Linked DNA regions of Homo sapiens: region 2 is linked to region 1. A link is an interaction called in ENCODE POLR2A ChIA-PET data of the cell type or tissue named here. Cell type or tissue: PC-9. All regions are shown on one strand. Links, peaks and the distances in the headings refer to the core of each region. The heading gives the core; the rest is flanking DNA.

Region 1 (5,366 bases), core at 97-5,096:
CCCAACTTCCCAGATAAGTACAACTCCTTCCATTTTTACAAAACTTGCAACAGTACTACATGGATCCAAAAAGCGGTGTCACTGTTAACAGATACCCCAACTTTCAAACAATGGTGTCACTGTTAACAGATATTCGCCCCGACTTTCAAGATTTCCATGTGTTCTTTCCTAACCATCATTTTAATGGTAACTAAGTAAAGGCAAATCCTGTATTTTCATCTTAGGACCCTTCTAACCTCATGGCCGGCCCCTGCCTACCCCTTGCTAGATGTGGTCCAGCCACAGGACCCCCTCCTTGGCAACACTGCCAAGCCCTGTCTCCTCACCCACAACCGCACCCCAAAACACTCATTCCTGTTGGAGCTGGATCTTAAAAGCGCACTATAAAAAATGGCAACGTCTAACACGACAGGAACAAAGGTGACAGCTAGTTTTTATCTGTCCAGGAAACTTTGCTTTTAATTCCACATGTACTATGTCATCAGATCAGGTCTATACACCCCAGGAGTCACTACCTTAGTGTTTGAAAATCTGTTTTTAACAACTCAGTTTAACTCATTAGACTTAGCTCACAGGTCTGCAGCATCTTGCCTGCAGGGTTGCAATAGGTCAGTCAGGTTAAATAAAAATCAGTGGAGGCCCTTTTTCTTGGGGGAAGCAGCGAGGGGGTGGGGTGAGGATGGAATGAAAAGGCCCAGCAGGCCTAGGGCGCTGGAGGCACACCGGCAGGAGGCTGACACCAGGCAGGCACCAGGAACCAAGCCCCGGTCTCCAGAGGCGGCAGACAGACACCTGCCGGGAAGCCAACCGTGATTCAAACTGAAACCTCAAACCAATTCAGTGACTGCACTAGAAACCTTGGAGTGTTTTAATATCACGTTTAAAGAACTCTAAAAAAGCTGGCTGAAAGCATTTCCAGAAACCTCGGCAAAATGCCTTGGCTGTGACACACAGAACACCTGTGTGCTGTGACCTGAACGGTATCTTTAATGATGTTTAACGCTCACCTTGTTGCAAGTTAGGGTTACATGCTACCTTCAAAACCATCAACTCCATTTCTCCAGATCGTAAGTGTTGGAATGAGGCGTCCATGGCCACACTCAGATTTCTGCTCGTGTAACTACACTATTGTCTCCCTCACTTAGGGAAAACCCGAGTTGAGAGATGAGTTTTAGGGCACTCCCAGTACATGGGTTTAAAACCACCCATTACCCAAGAGTGGGGGCAGCAGATTAACGTAATTTATTTTAAAAGCAGGAAATAGCTTTCCTTAACCATTGCTATTTTAGAAAATTAACTGCTCCCTTTCTAAAGGCAACCTTTGTCATCCCTCATCTGTGCTTTAAAGAGCATGGAAATGGGCAGTCAGGTGAGTGAACGGCAGAATGTTCCAAGCCGGGCCTCTGGGAGCAGTGTCCTACAACACGCAGAAAGCCCCATTCCTGCTCTGAACGGACATGTTCTATCCAGCAACTGTTCCAGGGACCCGAGCACACACCCATTCCACTCCAGGTGGGACAGCATGGCTGGTGCTCAACTTGGGTCAGCTGCTGCTGAAATGGGGACAGAAACTTTTTAGTGGAGCTAAAATTCAATTTGCAAGTTCATCCAAATTTGCTTTGAACTATTACGTTGTGTATAACTTCAGAGAAGGGCAAGCAGCAACTCCAGGCAACCCAGGAAAAAACCCCACTGCAGAAACACAGGGCTCTGTCAGGGTACGAGCCTCCCCTACACGCTGCTGGGCCCCCTGGGGGCAGCAGTGGTGGTGACCTGGTCACACCGCACAGCACTGATGCCTGAGAGCCAGGGGTCCCCTGCCCCTCCCCACACCTCTCTGCCCCTTGGTCGCAGTGCTGTCTCCTTTAGCTCCCACATTCTGGGGGCCTGCCCAGGCCACTGGCCCAGATGAAACTGTTGCTGCCGGGTCTGGGTTTCAGCCAACTGCAGAATGAAGCAGGTCGTCGTCGTGCACAGGGATCAGCAGCACACTCTAATTGGCCAATTTCCCCCAAAGCAGAAGGCTGGCTGGCTTGGGTGCTACAGCGCCTCTGGCCACTGGGTGGCACCAGGGCCTGAGCAGAGACGGGGAGGAGAAAATCAGGCCCCCACTGGAGGATGGTGCTACTCCGCTCCTCTCTGCAGAACCCATCCAATTGCCCCAGTGGAAGTTTTAGCAGGACAGGGATTAAAATATGGGGCAAGAGACCAAGTCTGCTCAGTTCTGGACTGTCCAGAGGCCCCCATGTAGCAACCTTATGTGCTGGATGGCTCCCCACAGGGAAAGGAACTGGTTATAAAAATCACTAAAATAAACACCACACGCCCTCACGTAGGTGTTGACAATGAAGTGGCCTGCCCTGTCGCGGTACTGCTGGCTGGTTTAGGGAAGCTGGGGCACTCAGACCTCCACTGGTCTCCCACGGTGTCCTGAATCCTGCCTATCACCATCCGCTACAGCTCTAAGGGCTGTTTCTATGCTATGCACCTGAAAACAGACTCAACAGTCAGTGAAGGAACTGTGGAAGTAAATTCTGTTCACTGTGACGTCAGGCCTATTTGCAGCCCTCAGTGAGGCGTGTGTACAACAATGCAGTTTCCTGCTTTACCTGTTTCTTCACTCCAAGATTGCCCCTAGTGGGAACAATCAAGGTGGCAGCGGCAAGAGAAAATGTTCTGCTTTTGCTCCTCTCAACATGCTAGAATGTGTTCACATGAATTCGCCTTTTATAAGTAGTTACTAGTTTGCTTTCATGTTGCGGGGAAACAGTTACTTCCCAAATACAGCAGGCAGACTACATCGCAGACGCTCCTCAGAGGAGACCATCACTACAGCCAGGACGCCCTTGCAGGGTCCACAGCTAGACTGCCGTGTTTTGGAATACTCAAAGCTTTCCTTGGTCAGTTTTCTTACTAATACCCGCTACTTGAGTGCCTTCCAACTTAATGGAGAGGTGTGTAATTCTCCCTAAGAAACTCGTGTGATGAGGGCCACGTGGACAGATGGACGTTCCACTCAACTGCAATTTCAGTTGTGCCCAGCTGCACATGGTGTGTGCCTGGCTGCCAAGCCCATTTGGGAGCAGAGCTGCTGCTCTTCCCAAGATCTCCCACACGAGTAATTTAACCTTTATCTAAGTTGTTTACTACTTAAACCAACATGTTAGGGGCATGTTAAAATTAGTCCACAACCCTCCCCTGTAATCCCTCCAGTCCTAAAGGGCCATACTCAGTATAAAGCCCCTAGCTGACAGCACCAAGCAGGTCAGTTGAGGATAAAGCCAGTTACCTTAAGCTCTTCTTGCCGAACTCTTCCAGGTTTGCGGCAAATGAAAGTTGCCGCAACCTTCATTTAAATAAGTAGCAAAAATTCTTGTCAATATTCTAAGTTACTTCTCTAACTTTTAGAAGCTAAGAATATAACTATGTGTATGTTGATGTGTTAACAGAAAAAAAAAAAAAAAAACCTAGTATTATTTTACAACTTTATACAAATCTACCTGAAACTTGTGTACCACATTGGAGGAATTGTAGCAGGCGTCTTCAGAGCTGACCTCTGCACTCTGTGACACCGAGAATGCCGAGGAGGCTTTCCCGAGTATTCATCTTTAGACTATGAGTAGATCCACAGCTCCGAAAGGTCCTATGAAGGTCACTGAAGAGGTGGTGAATTCAGGGGGACCGATCCTGCTGGAAACTTCCATCCCTGCACCCCACCTGCCCAAGGTGGCTGAAGCATAAGCACAAAGGGGCACCTGAGGGATGGACAGGGGCACCACGGGACGGTGCTGATGTGGGACTTCACCGTGCAGGGTCACGGTTACGGAGGTGTGAAACCTTTCCCTGATGTAATTTTCTCAATGGCAGGCTGCTTTTTAAGTTTATAAAAAGTAAAACACTTAAAAATAACAAAAGAATGTCATTACTGACAGCCAAGAAACTTCCAGTTATATGGATAACGTAAAAAAACAACTATCAAGCTATATTCTTTCTCAGAACAAATTCTGATTTTTCTAATTGGGAGGAAGAGATTGGTGGACACGTAGAGTCTGATGACTCCCAGTCTCGTTTTATTGCCGCTGACAACTCTGGAGGAGACAGATAAAAAAAGAGCTCACGCGACCAGTGAAACAAGCCACCCTCCTCTCCCGGCTTTAAATTCCTGCAAAACACTCTTAGGTTCTAGAATCCCCCCATGTATTTTTTATTAATGAAAACTGAGACTGGGTCCTCTTAGGATTTCAGTGAAATGTGCTTCTGGAGCCCACACCATGAGTTATCCTTGTGAACGGTGTTCTCCGTCCATTTCACCCCACCAGGGCCATCTCTGTGGCAGCACGTGGGAACAAGAGGCAGTGCTTCCACCTGGGCACCATGCTTAACACAGCATCTGGATTTGGGTTTACAAACTGGCAACGTTTTCCATTTTAATTCCAACGGTTAGATGAAACGAACTGTAGAATCTGCTTTGCAGTCAAAATCTGTTCAGATCCTCAGTGTTTAAGTCACTTAATGAGCCATTTAGGGAGACAAAATACTAGAAATTGCACCTATCAAATACCATCTCAAAATTTTGAGAATTCCATCTCAAAATTCTAGTCAGTCAGGTACATCTCAGAAAAACATTTCCAACTGACTTCATGCCTCGACAATAATGGGAGGTGAACAGTGGAAATAAAGAGAAAAAAATGGAATAAGAATTTATAAAACCACAAAAGAAACATCATGATCTTTGAGAGAAGTTATGTGCACCAAATGTTTACGTAAGCTAAATAAACTGTATATATAAGAAACAATTTTTAAAAACAAATGGGAGGAACAAGGTGAGGCTGTGAAGGACCTACTGATATCTTAGCAGGGGGCACAGCCTCCTTCTAGCAATGGCAGAGTGTCTGTGCACACCAGGCCTCACCTGTTGGACAGGAACCCCCAGGTCAACCGAGTGCCATGGGAAGGACAGGAGGGTGCCTAGGTGCACTGTGGGGAGCAGCAGCGGTAGCTCCACCACGTGGGTCTTCTGATGGTATGTGTGGTGAGGCAAGTGTGAGTCAGCTCATGGGACAGACCCACACCAGCCTCTCACTTCCAAACTCACCCCCTACCAGGGAGGGCGAGCTCCGTGGCCAGCCAGGGAGGCAGGGCAGGGGCCTCAAAGGCATACAGTGGTGGCAGGCTCCCCAGTACTTGTTGAGCCTACAAAAGTGCAGAGGTGTTTAGGGGAGAGGCAGAGACATGGTAGCTGCTGTCACCAATGTCTCTAACTCTGCTCCAATCAATCACCTTTTGGGAAGACAACATTTACGGGATAACAAAACGAGCAGAAGCTACTAGCTCAAAAGTGTGTCGTCCCCATTCCCATCCTATAC
Region 2 (5,366 bases), core at 226-5,225, 130 kb after region 1:
GCAAAGCCGCCTTCCTGAGCCATGCTTATGCCAGGCTCCTCCTGTCTCTGAGCAAATGCTGGCCGCCCGGCCCGGGAGCTTCCGGAAGCTGTTTGCTCCCCGTGTGCAGGAGGAAATGTGTGTCTGCAGCCATGTGTGTGGGCCGCTGTCTCCTGCTGCACCCGGCCTTCCTCACGGCAAGAGCTCTGTGCTCTGTGGGCTCTGGAAGGAACGTTCCGGGCCGGTGTGTCTTGAGAGTGTTGGGCAGCTGCCGCCCTGGGGGAAGGACCCTCACTAGGCTGGCCCGGGGCAGGAGCAGGAAGGATGCGGCTCAGCTGCCGCCTAGCTCTGTGTGCCAAGTCCCTGCAGGGACCCTGGAAGCCGAGAGGGGCGGCTGGGTGGCCACGCAGCGGGGTGGGAGGTGAGGGGCCTGAGGAAGCCGCGGTGCCGCGTTCCCTGGGCAGCGTCGCTCACACACAGGGAGGCTCATTCACGCTCACTCAGCACGGCCGTGTCAAGGCACTGCAAGTACACTGACACGCAGCTTGCGGTGGGAGGGACGGTGGGGTCCTCGGACCACCCAACACAGGGCCGCAGACTGGGCTTTGACAACAGAAATTCAGTGTCACTGTGCTGGAGCCGGAAGTGGGAGACCTGGGTGCTGGAGGTTTGCTGCGATCCTGGTGTTCCTTGGCTCGAGAAACCATCACTTGGCCTCTGCCTTCATCTTCTCACCTTTCCACGCCTCTCCCGTGCGTGTCTGTGTCCACGTTTCCCCTAAGGGCACAGTCACATTGAATTAGGGCCCACCCTACTCTAGCCTGACCTTGTCTTAACTAATGACCCTGCAGTGACCTTCCTCCCAAGTAAGGCCACATCTCAGGCACCGGGATGACGCCTTCCACACTAGAATTCTTAAGGGACCCAATTCAACCCCTAAGAGGGATGCCTGAGCTGAGGTCTGTCGTGGACAGGCTGGAGCTCTATCCCCCGGGCCTCTCTCCTGCCTGGTGCCTCCCATTTAAGGAGCAGGTTGAAGGAGCTGAGACCCCCCCTTGGGCATTGAGCACTCCTGTCTTGGATACAGGCTTCCCCAATGCTGCCGCCTCTCTCCCTGACCTCAACCTGCTTCCCTGCACTGAGCCTCACCTTTGAACGTCCTTCCTTCCCCAGCGCGTGGAGCCCCGCACAGCTGGGGCAGCTCAGCCGAGTGCAGGCGGTGGCAGGTCCCAGGGGCTGGTGTCTTGGGTGGGGCCTGGTGTCCGAGGCCTGCAGATCAGCCCTGCTAGCCCTGCCCAGTGCCCAGGCTGCCCCTTTGCCTGGTTGGGGGTTGGTGGGGCAGGGAGCCTGGTGGGCTTCACTCTGGGTCTACCAGGAAGGTGGCACTAGGTTAATCATTATTGCCCCGACCCCCTCCGTATGGGGGGGCAGGACCAGCTCAGAAATTTTAGAGTACCACGCAAAATAAGAACGTTGGGCTTCTTGCTCAAAAATGAAGAATTCTGGGACAGCAGTGGCGGAGCATGCAGCCTTCTGAGCGCAGACGTCGGGACACCAGGGACGCTGGCCGGGAGCGAGGGAGGGGCTTTACCGAGGAATGGGTTTCCTCCTCCAGCCTTGTTCTGGAGATCACGCCTGTGCAATCTTTTTAAATACAGAACAGAAAAAAATGCCAGCCCCCTGCAGCCTGGTCACGAGAATGCCAGGATCTCAGGGCACCTGCTGGCTGACCTTCGCTGAGATAGAATTTACACACTGCACATGCTCCCATCTGAAAGGGATGCCCCGCGGCCTTCAGCACATTCACAACATCGCGCAACCATTGCCACTCATTCCAGAACTTCCACCACCCCGAAAGGAGCCCATCAGAGTCTCCCCACTGCCCCTGTCAGCTCCTTGCTGTCCCTGTGGACTTGCTGGTTCTGGACACTTCATGGAATCAGAATTGGTGTGACACAGGGCCTTGTGGCGTGGACTACGGCCCTCTGAGCGGTCTTGACCTGTTCACCTAAAACCAGACGCTGAAATTAACCAGGCCCACCTCTCCAGGCCAGGGCGGGTGAATTCCCGGGGACCCAGCCCTTGCCTGCACCAGGAGAGTAAGCGACTTATTAATAGGGTAATTTATGCGGGTGCCTGCGCACCGGGACGGACCAGCATCTATCATGGCTGTTTTGCGTTTCTTGATTTCACGATGTCTGTTGTGTGCTCAGGCCCCTCCTCTCCAAGGTCCCAGCTGTCCTTGCCCTGTTCCCTGTGAAGAGTGAAGAACCAACGCGGGCGGGGAGTGGACCGGTGGGGAGAGGGCCGGTGGGGAGAGGACCGGTGGGGAGGGGCCGGTGGAGAGGGGGCCGGTGGGGAGGGGGCCGGCGGGGAGTGGTTTGGTGGGGAGGAGGCTGGTGAAGTAGCGTCAGGTGCGGGCCTGGCGTCGGCGAGTCAAGTCGAGCTGATCCAGGGCCTTCTTTCTGCAGCTTCATCAGGTTCTCAATTAGCGGAGGGCGCTGGCGGTGGAGGAGGGCATTAGCCGTGCCTGCTCTCGGGCTCTGCCTGCCAGAGTGCCCTCATGTGGCATGAGATTAAGGCTCAGCCTCTTTCCTGACAGCAGGTTTTCCATTTTTCTTCTCCTTCCTCCTCTCCTGGCAACAAAGTCCTTTGCTGGGCTGGGGGGTCTCCACTCTGATCCACTTCCCTCCTTCCTGCCTCCCTCCCACGCCCTGGAAACCCCGGCCCATGACTCTTTCCCTGAGGGGGCCGCCCGCAGCCTCTCCCCCATGGGGGCTTTGCTCTGGGCACCCCCTTTCCCCCGGGGCGGGTGGGGCAGCGGCCGGGACTCAGGAAGATGGTGGCCCAGTGGGGCTCTCTCCTTGGGTGTGTGGGAGCGGAGTCCCCTCGCTCTTCTGGGATAGAACGCTCCGTTGAGCTCCCCAAACTGCTCCCGTGCCGAGCTCTGGGGGAGGGAGTCTGTTCAGAGACGGTGCAGTCCTACCTTTTAGAAGGTACGCCTGCCTTTTTAAGCAGCTCAGCTCTCAACAATGCACAAGTGGCTTGAGTAGAAGAGCTGCTCCTGCTGGGAGGCGCAGGAGGCTGAGCGAGGCCCACCCTGCAGGGGCGAGGCCACGGTTTGTGTTATTTCCCATGATGACTCCAAACGCACCCGAGTCCCCCGGGCCTCCGCGCCTCCGTGTGCAGGTCCCCCGGGCCTCCGCGCCTCCGTGTGCAGGTCCCCCGGGCCTCCGCGTCTGTGTGTGCAGGTCCCCCGGGCCTCCGCGCCTCCGTGTGCAGGTCCCCCGGGCCTCCGCGCCTCCGTGTGCAGGTCCCCCGGGCCTCCGCGCCTCCGTGTGCAGGTCCCCCGGGCCTCCGCGCCTCCGTGTGCAGGTCCCCCGGGCCTCCGCGCCTCCGTGTGCAGGTCCCCCGGGCCTCCGCGCCTCCGTGTGCAGGTCCCCCGGGCCTCCGCGCCTCCGTGTGCAGGTCCCCCGGGCCTCCGCGTCTGTGTGTGCAGGTCCCCCGGGCCTCCGCGCCTCCGTGTGCAGGTCCCCCGGGCCTCCGCGCCTCCGTGTGCAGGTCCCCCGGGCCTCCGCGTCTCCGTGTGCAGGTCCCCCGGGCCTCTGCGTCTCTGTGTGCAGGCTCAAGTTTGCCAACGTCCATGCACGTCTCAGCCTCTCAGCCTGGACTGGACAACTGGGCTTCGGGAATTCATTTAAATTCTACCCGCTACACGCCTTCCCTGGATTCAGGGCGGCGTCCAGTGCATTCATCACGCGTGTGCTGCCGTGAAGGTGCGGGGACCCCCCCCAAAAGGCTTCCTTCCCTGTCCTGCGTCCTGCCCACAAGGCGGTGCTGCTGGCACCAGGCCTGACCTGGCGCTGCCAGTGCTCCACTGTTTTGAGTTATTGACCAACAATTCACTCTCGGGTCCCGAGGGGAACTGGCCTGAGGCCACTCAAGCAGAGGCTCAATGAGGAAAGATAAATATTTCATGGTCTGGGTCGGTGAGAGAGGGAAATCAATAGCGCATCCCATCCTCAGTACGGCGCAGGCCTCCCACCCAAGGCAGCGAGTTGCATCCTCCGTGCCGCGCGGGCCCTCCCACCCGAGGCAGCGAGTTGCACTTCCGGGCTTGTTCTCTTCCTCCCTTTAAGGCAAGGCTGCAAACTGCCAGGCCGATGGCCCGTGCTGGGAGCAGGCAGGTGTCCTGACTCCGCCTCCAGCCGGTGAATCAGAGCCCTGAGATTCACCAAGGGCCCCCTGCCCGGGTCGTGGAGGCAGAGCCTGGGGCTGGGAGAGGCCCTTCAGGACCCCTCTGTGGGAGCCGGACGCAGGCCTGGGGATGTTGGAGGTGGGAGCGCTTCCAGGCCCCTTGTGTAGGACCAGAGGCTGCTCCGACCCTGCTCGGGGCTCTGGAGACAGAAGAACGGCATGAGTGTTTCACAAATGGTGCAGACAGTTCACAGGTCAAGACAGGGGACAAAAGTGACCACTTTTAGTTAAAAACAGGTGACTCCGTCCCAGGACAAGCACGATGCTGTGTTAGGTCCCGTTAGTCCCCTTGGAAAGCTGTCGGCTTTCCCTGGAGAGGACCTCGTTCTGTCCACGCCACTGCCCTGCGAGCGAGAGGGAGTGCGAGCGGGGCGTCCACGCGCTCCCATGGGGGACCTGGGGCTGCTTCCCGCTTCCCGATTTTCCTTCAGCGCTGCTCGTGGCGTGCCCTTTCTCCCGTGGCGCAGTCACCAGCAGGACGTGTGTCCCGCTCACGCTTTGGGAAACACGGCCTTGTAGCAGGAGCTGCTCTCGGGGTTCAGCATCGGGGGTGGCAGAGCCCAGTGCCTGCTGGGGCATTGCCAGGCATCGTGGAGCTGGACCCAGAGCCAGGGGTCCCAGCTGCTGCTCCTCAAGGACCCTGTGGCTCAGGAAAGCCCTCCCATTGCTAACGTGTCACCCGAAGGGCTTGGGGACCTCCACGCAGGATGGGCTTCAAAAGTCAGCTCAGGCGGTGCCCTGGCCTCGGGTGCGCGGGGAGACCACTGGCCTCCCTCATGCCGGCTCCCTGCTGACTGTCTCGTGAGCTCCTGGCAGCCCTTCTAGAATGTTCTGGCGTGGCTCCCTGCTCACGTTTCTAAAGCAACTATCAGCCCATCCTCAATTACCGTGTCTCCAGGACCACAGACGACCTGGAGCAGCAAGAGTCAGTGCTGGGGCCGGGCGCGGTGGCTCACGCCTGTAATCCCAACACTTTGGGAGGCCGAGGCAGGCAGATCACCTGAGGTCGGGAGTTCGAGACCAGCCTGGCCAATATGGAGAAACCCTTTCTCTACTAAAAATACAAAATTGGCCGGGTGTGGTGGCGCATGCCTGTAATCCCAGCTACTCGGGAGGCTGAGGCAGGAGAA

Evidence for each region. ChIA-PET counts read pairs that join two places held together with the same protein. Peaks named below come from ENCODE experiments on the same cell type or tissue, not always from the same donor. Only the 100,000 strongest peaks of a DNase experiment are listed, where the experiment ranks them.
Region 2: POLR2A ChIA-PET joins it to region 1 with 7 read pairs; 2 of 35 experiments call an interaction of 5 or more read pairs at or near these places.

The regions. Positions count from the first base shown.
Region 1 is chr20:62,898,369-62,903,734 of GRCh38, forward strand. The region is part of intron 6 of DIDO1 (death inducer-obliterator 1); the gene reads right to left. Among named protein-coding and RNA genes, the nearest start is that of SNORA117, 18 kb to the left of the region's middle. RefSeq lists enhancers at 1,569-2,423, 1,753-2,002. In PC-9, for the core only: CTCF peaks have their summits at 2,161 and 2,361; a DNase peak (open chromatin) is centred at 2,593; H3K27ac peaks cover 555 bases.
Region 2 is chr20:63,025,770-63,031,135 of GRCh38, forward strand. It overlaps LOC105372718 (a long non-coding RNA gene), which reads right to left and starts at 1,987. Exons shown (of 3, transcript XR_007067718.1): 1 at 1,436-1,987; 2 at 1,129-1,347; 3 at 1-756. RefSeq lists a silencer at 2,483-2,552 and an enhancer at 2,847-3,398. In PC-9, for the core only: no CTCF peak of the experiment used is centred there; no DNase peak of the experiment used is centred there; H3K27me3 peaks cover 3,548 bases.